Linked DNA regions of Homo sapiens: all the other regions are linked to region 3. Evidence: chromatin contacts called from ENCODE Hi-C or POLR2A ChIA-PET data. All regions are on one chromosome and are shown on one strand. Each heading gives the region's core, a stretch centred on a gene start or an enhancer-like site at or near the end of the contact. The rest is flanking DNA. Distances are from core to core; before and after follow the strand shown.

The links. Hi-C counts contacts between places; a loop is a spot of excess contacts on that map. ChIA-PET counts read pairs that join two places held with the same protein, here RNA polymerase II (POLR2A). Pooled maps may share reads with other maps.
Region 1: a map of CD4-positive, alpha-beta T cell shows a loop between it and region 3 (5-fold over the local background). The contact joins the promoter of SYNJ2 here to the promoter of TMEM181 in region 3. A Hi-C loop is called at or near these places in 1 of 168 maps with a recorded cell type or tissue (CD4-positive, alpha-beta T cell) and 6 of 50 pooled maps.
Region 2: a pooled map shows a loop between it and region 3 (3-fold over the local background). The contact joins the enhancer-like site here to the promoter of TMEM181 in region 3. A Hi-C loop is called at or near these places in 1 of 168 maps with a recorded cell type or tissue (CD8-positive, alpha-beta T cell) and 6 of 50 pooled maps. POLR2A ChIA-PET finds 5 or more read pairs at or near these places in 1 of 52 experiments (CD4-positive, alpha-beta T cell).

The regions. Positions count from the first base shown.
Region 1 is chr6:157,980,423-157,983,646 of GRCh38, reverse strand. It overlaps SYNJ2 (synaptojanin 2), which reads right to left and starts at 1,784. Exons shown (of 27, transcript NM_003898.4): 1 at 1,559-1,784. The coding sequence starts at 1,685. RefSeq lists enhancers at 1,503-2,018, 2,219-2,268, 2,289-2,478, 2,019-2,534, 2,499-2,548 and a silencer at 1,519-2,098.
Region 2 is chr6:159,096,862-159,100,211 of GRCh38, reverse strand. All of the region lies in intron 2 of LOC112267968, which reads left to right. Among named protein-coding and RNA genes, the nearest start is that of TAGAP, 54 kb to the right of the region's middle. Within about 2 kb of position 1,376, at least 7 of the 41 ENCODE cell types and tissues checked have a DNase peak (open chromatin) inside an H3K27ac peak, as active enhancers do; they include CD4-positive, alpha-beta T cell and CD8-positive, alpha-beta T cell, where a contact is called at or near this core.
Region 3 is chr6:158,558,322-158,561,485 of GRCh38, reverse strand. TMEM181 (transmembrane protein 181) reads right to left here and starts at 1,395. Exons shown (of 17, transcript NM_001376852.1): 1 at 1,254-1,395. The coding sequence starts at 1,261. RefSeq lists an enhancer at 1-365 and a silencer at 785-1,704.

The DNA.
Region 1 (3,224 bases), core at 535-3,034, 580 kb after region 3:
CATTACTGTCATTAATCATTTTTAAATCTTCACTTTTGAAAAAATAAAATCTCTTTTTTCTAAGCTGCTTCAAAGAATTCTTGAATGTGTATGAACTTGGCTTAATGTTGCCGTAATCCAACTGAAGGACATCTTAATCTATTTGATGAAACAGTAGTTTTGTACCATGAAATTACTCTTTCGCTTCCGATAAATGTGGTATGAAGTAGACATCTAAAATGGAATGGAAATTTCTGTGGTTTTCTTTCAAGGCCACACCAAATAACCAAACTTAGACTCTTCAGGACAGCACAAATTAGAATAATCTGAAAATAACTTAATCTACAATTCACTGCCTACTTTTGATGCTGAGACTACTGGAGACATTGTTTCAGTAATCAAGTGACTGAGAACAAGCTGGATAAATGCATGTTAATGAAATGATTAGGGAATCAGAAATAGGAGAGATAGTCCTTCCAAGACATACATCCGAACGGGAGTCGATGCATACAAATGTGAAAAGAAGGCTAGAGGCATCTACAAAGCAGCCTGCTGCATTTGCCGACCACCTCAAGTACGAGTGACCCCGGGCTGCACCTTGTTTAGCTAGGAATACCGGCAAGCTGTTACAGCTGGACGCCTAGTGGTGGGAGCTTACTCTCGGGTGTCCACATTTAGAAGTCTAACAATCAGACCTGGTTTCACGTGCTTTGGTGCTACCCAGGTTTTCCTTATAATGGTTAGCACAAAACAAGGGACCCAGGTTAGCGATACCAGGAAGCCACGCATTGAATGACATTACAGAAACAGCCACATAAAAGTCAGGTGGATGGTGTCACCTTGGCAAGCAACTTAGCCTCTTTAGGCCTCAGTTTGCTCATCTGCAAAATGGGGATAATAATAGCTTTTTAGTAGAATTGTGAGAATTAAGTGAGATCACGTACTAAAGCCCATAGCACAATGCCAGTTTCAAGGCTTCTGAAGTCCATAGGTGAAATTCGCTGGCTTGGCAGGATCTAAGACAGCATAAAGGTCATGGTATATTTGTTTACAAGTTCTATAAATTGCAGCACCGATGCTTCTCGACCAAGTATTTACGTGGGACAAAGCTGCCATCAGCGGTTTCTCCAGAGCCTATGTTTTGGGGCTTTTGTCCCCATCCCCTCCAGGAGTGGAGCCGCCAACACAAACCAAAGGGCAATCACTGGTTTCATCAACAGGTGCAAAAGAAAAGGCGCCAGGCACAGGGTCAGGCCGGCTAAGTCAACACCCCGGGATCCTCATGAATACGCAAAGCGCCCCAGCCGGCTATCCAGCAACCATATCCTCTGGCGGCGCGGGCCGGAGATCCCCGTGGAGGGGCGGCCGGCCTCCGTGCGCCACCGGCCCAGCCAGAGTGCTCTCTCGAGTCCCCAGCCCCACTTCATTCAAACAGCCACCCCTCTGCGCGCGACCCCTACGCCCCGGCAGTCCCAGCGCCGCCCGATCCCCTCGGGAAGGGGGGGTACCCGTCTTCCCGAGGCTGGGCGAATGCGGGCGCCCTCTCCTCCGGGCGTCGCTGCCCCCGGCCCGGACTCACCCAGCGTGGCCACCGTGCCGGCCTCGAACAGCAGGCAGTCGTCGCGGCCGCGCGCCTCCAGCAGCACGCTACAGTCCCCCTCGGCCCCCAGGCGCCCCAGCAGCCGCAGCCCTTTGCTCAGGGCCATGAGGGTCGGGCCCACTGCGGGCGGGGGCCGGGGCCACGTCCTCCCGAGGGCGCGCTGCCCGCGACAGCTCCCCGCGCGCCCGCAACTTGCCAGAGTTTCACTTTGCGCCGCCGCTCCCGCCGCGCCAGGCTCCTCCCCGGCCTCCTCCCCTTCCTCCTCCTCCCCACTCGCGCCTCCCCAGCCTGGGGCAGGTGAGGGCGCGCCGCCGCCTCCCGCCCGGCCCCGCGCTCCCCCCAGCGGCCAGGCAGCTGCGCGAGGCCGCGCCCCGGGGCTGAGGCTCCCCGCAGGCGGGCGTGGAGCGGAAGAGCCTCCCGGATGCCACGCATTCCTCGCTGCGGAGGAGGATGCCCCGCGCGGGGCGACCCCGGGAGCCTGGCTGCGATGCCGGCCGCCCGCAGCCTTATATGGGCAGCCCGGCCCGGGAGTCCGCCAGGCTGGACCCGCTGACTGTTCCCGCCGGGGGCGCTGCGCCTCCCTGTGTGGTCGGCTCCTGCGACCCTGGACGAGTCCTTTCGACCCTGCGTGCCTCGGTCTCCCTGCGGGGAAGCGGGGTCATAACTGCGCCTACTTCGGCGCGGAGGCCTGAGTTAATTCGCGGAGGCGCTTAGCGGGTGCGGAGCGCGTGGAGCGGGCTGGAGAAAGGTTACCTTTCACTAGCGTTCTATCCCGGAGGCTGTTGCGGTCACCGACCCCGCCAGGGAGAGGTGTTGGGGGTCAACGGTGCGTTGTCGCGAAGAGACCTGGAGCCGTGATCCCCAGACCACGACCCCCACTTACCACGTGACCCTGACTTCTCTGCGCTCCACCTTCCTCTCCTGTCAGATGGTGACAGCGCCTCTCCCACCGGCTCTGGACACCGGCACGTGTCCGCGCGTGTACGCTGGAGTGTGTGGCCCGGCCTTCTGGCGCGGGGTTCTAGCGCCCAGGCTTGGCCTGTCAGAGCTGCAGGGGAGGTGGGGTGGGTATGGGTGTTTAGGGCTGAGTTGGAGTCACTCTTTGGGGTGGTTTGGCGGCTTAATTCCCTTCGCTTGTGATGGGTACGTGAGGATGGCCCGAGAAGCCTCCATCAGCTGTTTCCATCCTGCCCGCAAACGAACTCAGTTCCTCTCTCACCCCATTCTGCTGTACTGGGCCAAGCTGTTTGTCTCTGGGACTTGTCCTAGAAAGGGCAGAGCCCCCAGAGCCAAGCAGAACACTGCCATGCCCCTGCAGACATTCAGTAATGACCAGACAAGCCATCCTCAGGGGACAACCTCTCAGGTGATGGTTGGGTAATAAATTTGAACAACCCCAGCAGAGATTATCTTGACCCTTAGCCCCTTTCCTTGCCCACAAACTCTGCCCAGGTCAAGCATGATGTGCTCAATATCCCAGGCATGATGCTCATCAGCTGTCCGAGCAGCTTCTTTCTGTGTAGATGGAAACATTACTACCTCATGAAAACAGTGTGCCCATTCAGTGAGGCAGATCAGCCTTTGGCCCACTTTTTGACCTGAAACTCACTTCTTCCAGGAAGCTTTCCTGGAATGCTGAGGTCCC
Region 2 (3,350 bases), core at 127-2,626, 540 kb before region 3:
AAGGCAACATTTGATCATGTGGAGAAGGGAAAGTCCCTGGAGCCAGACAGGCCTGACTCCAGCTCGCAGCCCTGCCACTTGCCAGCTGAGAGGTCTGCAGATTGCTTAACATCACGGAGCCTCAGTTACTTCATCTATAAAATGGCCCTAATTGTATAGGAGTGTTGTAAGGATTGAGAAAGAATGAGGGTAAAGAGATTAGCCTGGCACATGGCAGGCAGTCAGTGTTAGCCCTGTTGAAGAAAATGGTAATTCATGCCATAGGTTGAGGACCAAGTTTGATTTTTTTTTTTTTTTTTTTTTTTTTTTTAGACAGAGTCTTACTCTGTCACCCAGGCTGGAGTGCAGTGGTGCTATCATAGCTCATTGAAGCCTCAAACTCCTGAGGGAAGTCCTCTCTCCTCAGTCTGCCAAGCAGTTAGGACTAAAGGCCCAGCTAATTTAAACTTTTTTTTTTTTTTTGAGACAGGGTCTTACTTTGTTGCCCAGGCTGGTCTCAAACTCCTGGCCTCAGGTGATCCTCCCACTTCGGCCTCCCAAAGTGCTGGGATTACAGGTGTAAGCCACCACACCTGGCTTGAAAATGAAACCTGATTATCTTGCCAATCAAAACCTGATTATCTTGCCAGAAATGAGATGAGATGCTGTGGGTGCTTAGCAATGGATGACAGGCTTGTACCTATACCTCAGGGCAACTGCATCCACACAACGTGACTTTGGAGAGCTGTATGCGCCATGACTTTATGCAGGGGGCCTCCAATGCAGGTTAATCCAGGCTGTGTGGAATGGTGGACCCACAGCTGTGTTGCCTCGAAACCCCAGATGCCAGGAAATGATGGTTTCCAGGTCAGGCTTCTTATGGCTGAAATCCCTTTAACTGCACTTTTTTCTTTTGCAAAGTCACCAGTAATTCAAAGAGCCCCCAAATACTGAGCCACTCTCCATACCTTTATGCCAAATCCACAGTCAAATACTGGGAGTTCAGATCGGAGGAGCACACACTTGGGCAAACTGACCTAAGAGGCCTCGCCACCCACTCCCAGGGTGCACCTGTGACCACCCTTCCTTCTCCCACTTCCAGCAGGCTCCTGAAGTCTATTCAGGCTGGGAGCTGATGCTGAACTCAGCAGGGCCCCAGTTGACTAGATCATTTCCCATGTGAAGTTCTGGGGAGAGAAGATCAGGTCTCCATGGAGCAGGGCCCGGCGGCACTTTCGCTGTGCGAAGCCACCAGCAGGCCCCACTCCGCTGGAAATTCATCAGTGCATGGAAAGGCAAAGGGCACAGTTGTTTCCGTTCACCAGGTATTCGCCACGTCACTTGTTTCCTATTTCAGTGCATTAAAAAAATTTCCCCTCCGGTGAGAGTGCTGAGGCGCCTTTGTTGTGAAATATGGTTAACACGAGTGCTTTTTTTTAATGACATCACCAAATTAGGTCTCTGTGTGTGTCAGAAAAATTAACCCCGGCAAGTGTACAGTTCTCCTGGGATCACAAGGAAGTGCAAAATAGGGCTGGAGGGCGGGGGACTGGCCAGGGAGCATGAGGAGGAACAGCGATCAAAGGAGAGGGGAAAGAAAACAAAAATCGTGGGCAGACCAAGACTGACATGCGGACAGGTGCCTGGCAAGCAGAATACTCAGGAAAGAAACTTGACCTACTTCACTTGACTGGATGTGGATTATCTACACGTGCATGCTTTTTCAAGCTCAAATGAATAATTATCTGACAAATACAGATCTGTTCCTCTCAATTTGGTTCATAACATCTTATTTTAAATATTCAAATATTTCACCCACATCGCCAGAGCCTCTGTATAGGCCGCATGTTTTCATGTGCTCTAAATCTGCAGATGGTTGGGATGGCTGGGGCGAAAGGTCTGAGCTTTGACCCACATTGTGTTTAAAGAAATGTTTAGGGCCGGGGGCAGTGGCTCACGCCTGTAATCCCAGCACTTTGGGAGGCTGAGGTGGGCAGATCACGAGATCAGGAGATCGAGACCATCCTGGCTAACACGGTGAAACCCGTCTCTACTAAAAAAAAAAATACAAAAAGTTAGCCGGGAGTGGTGGCACATGCCTGTAGTCCCAGCTACTCATGAGGCTGAGGCAGGAGAATTGCCTGAACCCGGGAGGCGGAGGTTGCCGTAAGCCAAGATTGTGCCACTGCACTCCAGCCTGGGTGAGAGAGCGAGACTCCATCTCAAAAAAAAAAAAAGAAAGAAATGTTTAGAATGAATGGACATTTAATAGAATGTCGGCTTACTGGCGTTTTAAATCATTGGCAGTAACACTGGGCCCGCATTCCTATGTGGCCCTCATGGGCTGTCCCTTTGGACCCAGCACAACTTCTACCATTTTCTACGGTCCCACCACTCCCAAGCACTCACTTCAACCATTGACTTTCCCCTCAGGCGTTTGAGGGTGGTCTCTGGGCTAGGCAGTGAAGCAGGCTCTGATGGGTATAGCCGGAGAGACAACGTTTGCTCCATACCTGGGAGTTATATATCCCTCAAATATATGGAAATAGCCAGACATGTTTCCAAATAAATTCAAAGAGAAGCAGAAGCCATTTAAAAACAGAGCAGAGAGTTCTAGTTCCCATGCATTACGGTTTGAGACCCAATTTCTCTATTGTATTCTCTCCCTAAATAGCAAACTAACCACCAGCAAGACTTGAAACACCACCACTTCAGAGCCGCCCAGGCTTTCCTTTGGGCTGTATCATTTATAGACGCCCACCCCCGCTTGATGGAGAGAAAGCTCTGACTTATTCACAAGGCTGTGGGAGGTGTCTGCGGGGTGGAAAGGCCAGAGAGCAGAGTCCCACTCCAGAGCGGGAACCCATCATCAGGGCACGAAATCCAAGACTCATGCCACTTAATTGATTTTTGGAAAACACTGAGTATTGCTTTTTTTTTTTTGAGACAGGATCTCATACGCAGGCTGGATTGCTATGGTGCAATCCCCACTCACTGCAGCCTCAACCCCCTGGGCTCAAGCTATCCTCTCACCTCAGCCTCCTAAGTAGCTGAGACTACAGGCACATGCCACCCAGCTAATCTGTGTATTTTTTTGTAGAGACAAATACACAAATATTTCTTTAAACACAATGTGGGTCAAAGCTCTGACCTCTCGCCCCAGCCATCCCAACCATCTGCAGATTTAGAGCACATGAAAACATGCGGCCTTTACAGAGCCTCTGGCGATGTGGGCGAAATATTTGAACATGGGGATCTCCCCATGTTGCCCATGCTGGTCTCAAACTCCTGGCCTCAAGTGATCCACCTGCCTCGGCCTCCCAAAGTGCTGGGATTACAGGCGTGAGCCACTGCACGCAGCCGAGTATCAA
Region 3 (3,164 bases), core at 146-2,645:
TCTGCTACAAGGCCACAGTTCCACAAGACACCGTTCCAAGCAGTATTATTTACATAGGCCGCACAAGAATCTTGCCCTCTGGAGTTGTGCAGAGGCAATACTGCTAACCTACCTCCACTTGGCTTTTAAAATCTTTAAAACATCCACATAGGTCTGATATTTGATGCCATTCCAGTTTCCCAAGAGGTGCTAAAGCAACATACCAAAGTCAGAAACTTCTAAGGAAGCAGAAGGAAAAACAGATCTCTCTGTCACAGGCACTTGCGCTGAGGCAACAGGCCTGGGTGTCACTTCTCTGACCACGTCCACAGCCAGAGAAATCAGCAAAGATCCAAAGCAAAACCCTTCTGCCTCAAAAACCGCATATAAGCCAAGAAGCGCGCCCAGGCCCCTCGGAGGCTGCCTTCAGTGCAGGGAGCCGGCCCTGGAAGCCTCCTGCGCCAGGCGCGGCTGCACATATGGGCCACTCCTTCTCCCGGACTTTCTGCAACTCCACGCGGCGCTAACCCTCTGGTTAACTCCGTCTCCTTCTTTTCCAGATGCGCCCAGGGGGACACCTAGGCGACTGCTGGGTCAAAAGCAAGCTTTAGGGATGGCGTCCACGAGACCCCAAACAGGTTTTTCCTCATTAAAAACCCTGGACTTCAAAGAGGTAAAGAAAAAAAAAAAAGCCCAAAGTCAGCAGATCGTAAAACGCATAAAACTCATATAACTCGACACCCCGAGTCCAAAGGGGCTGTTGCGGCAGGCTCCCCGGTGCCCACGTCACCAATCGCCTCTGAGAGCCTCGCACCCGGCGCTGGGCGAGACCGCAGGGCAGCGCGGGGCGCTCTCGATACCGAGGGGACGACGGGGCGGGGCCTTTCCGGCAGGAGAGGCTGCCCGGGAGGCGGCGGGACTCCGTGCGGGCGGCCACCCTACGCCGGGGAAGGGCCGCAGCGCCCCCGGTTCTCTCGGCCCCCCGGTGAGCGCTGTGGCTCGCAGCCCCGTCCCGGAACCCCGACCGCATCCCGGTCTCTAACCGCGGCCGGGCGGGCAGGCAGGAGGGAGCCCCGGCCCCGGTCTACTCTCGCCCCGCGCAAACACCTCCGCCTGACCCGCCCGCGAAGCCCCCTTCAGCGCCCTTTTCCCTGCCCCCAGTTCCACGTGGGCGCCAGGGACCCTGCGGCACGGCGCCGGGAGCCAGGGATCCCCAACTTTCGGCCGGAGTGTCCGGAGAGCCAGCCAGCCCGCCCGCTCGGCCGGGGACTCACGGCTCCATCTCGGCGCCCAGAGCCCTCGGCCCCGGCCCGCGCGTCCCGAGCCCGCCAGGCGCCGCGCAGCAGCCTCGGCAGCGGCAGCCGCAGCCGGAGCCGGAGCGACAGCGGCTGAGCAGCGGCCGGCCGCGGAAAACTCATCAGAGCGCGACGCCGAGATCACGTGCGCGGAAGCGACTCTCACGGCGGAAGAGGGCGCGGCGCGGTGGAAGCGGGGCCGCGGGCGCGCGGCGAGGGGGGTGGCCCTCCTTCGTGGCCCCGTGCCGGGGCGGAGCCCCACGGCCGGGAGCACCCAGGCTAGCCCTGAGCTGGGGCTCAAGACAGAAGGAATGAGTGAATGAATGACTTAGTTTACCTCTTGTCCCTAGGGCAGGTAAACAGCGCATTCATTCACTCCTACTTCCCGAGTGTCGGGGCGTAAGGATGGGCCTCGGGAGTCCACGAATGCCCTGCAGTTGTCTGGAAAACACTATGGGTGTCTGCATTTTTCTAGGGAGAGGAGCTATAGCTGTATATTCATTCCCTAAGGGTCTTGTGACCCCAAAAAAGGTTAAAAGCCAGGACAAACTTCTGCCACCCCGAATGATGACAGGAACCTTCCGGGCTCTTTCTGGTAGCTTCTCCCGCAAGCCGCTTCTAGACTGCAGCTAGACCAGTGGACCAAAAGCACTTTCCTGATTTCGCATCTTGGCTCAGTGTTCCCCATTTCTGTAATCAAGAATGGATGAGAACCAAGGTTTGGCTATTTCTGAGATTCTCTTTGGAGCATTACTCAAAATGTCCCGTGTTCCCGTGTGCTGTGGGTTTAAAGTCGGTCTGCATGAGTTAAATAAAGGACTTCCAAGCTTCCTTTGCAATGTATCCTCATTCATTCACTAAACTGTAAACAGGCTTACTATTGGCAGAAAAGTGTGGACATGAATAAGGAACAGTTCCTGCCCTCAGTGAAATTACAGGCAAAGAAAATTACCAACAGTAAGTTAGGTAGCCTTAGCTCAGGGTGCTACAGTGAGGAAGGGTGCCTAACTCGCCTTGGGGGAGTGGAGAAGGTAGGGGACAGAATGCAGAGTTTGGGCTGAATCTGGAGGGTGAGGTGGATATTAGGAAGAGGGGGGTTAAAAGGGGGAGATACCAAGCAAAGCACACCCTAAGCCAGGACACCAAGGAATAGTTACACAAAATCTCATTAGTGCTCTGAATCCTAAACCGCAACTCTTCAAGGAATAACAAAAGATTATTTCTTAAGTTCTTTTCATACATAAGCAGAGGGAAAGGGTTCTTCATAGCAACAAGACCGGAGAACAGAAACTGGGTACCTGCAGGGACAGACTGTTCACAGGGACGTGGGGCGCGGGAAGGGGTGAGTCGGAGGGAGTTCTATGAGCTAGAGCAGGGGTCCCCAACCCCGGAGCCTGTTAAATTACAGACGTGAGCCACCGCAACCAGCCCAAACATGCGTTTTCATGCAACACCTTCTGTTAAATGTTTAGGCCTGAGGATGCCTCCCTACTTGAGTCCTTACATAAGGAGCTGCAGCCTGGCATAGTTAACATAAAAGAGAAGACACCCTAATTGAGGAGGATGCTTTTGTAACAAACAGCTGAGTCTCAGCCAATCACAGCCAGTGAGCTTCTGTCATTGGCAGGTGGTTAGCTGATTCAAATAAGCTAGAACATAAACCTGTAACCAGTTAAGCTGTCTCTGCGCCTCAGTTCCACTTTCTGTCCATAAATGTTGTCTAACCACGTTGCAGCCCCAAAGTCCTTTGAACCTGTTGGTTCTGAGGGCTGCCCGATTCTAGAATCATGAAGAAAAGCTACTTAGGATCTTTAAATTTGCTGTCATTTTGTCTTTCGACACTTCTGATTCTAAAATGTTGGAAACTAATTCGAAAAAATATCTTAAACC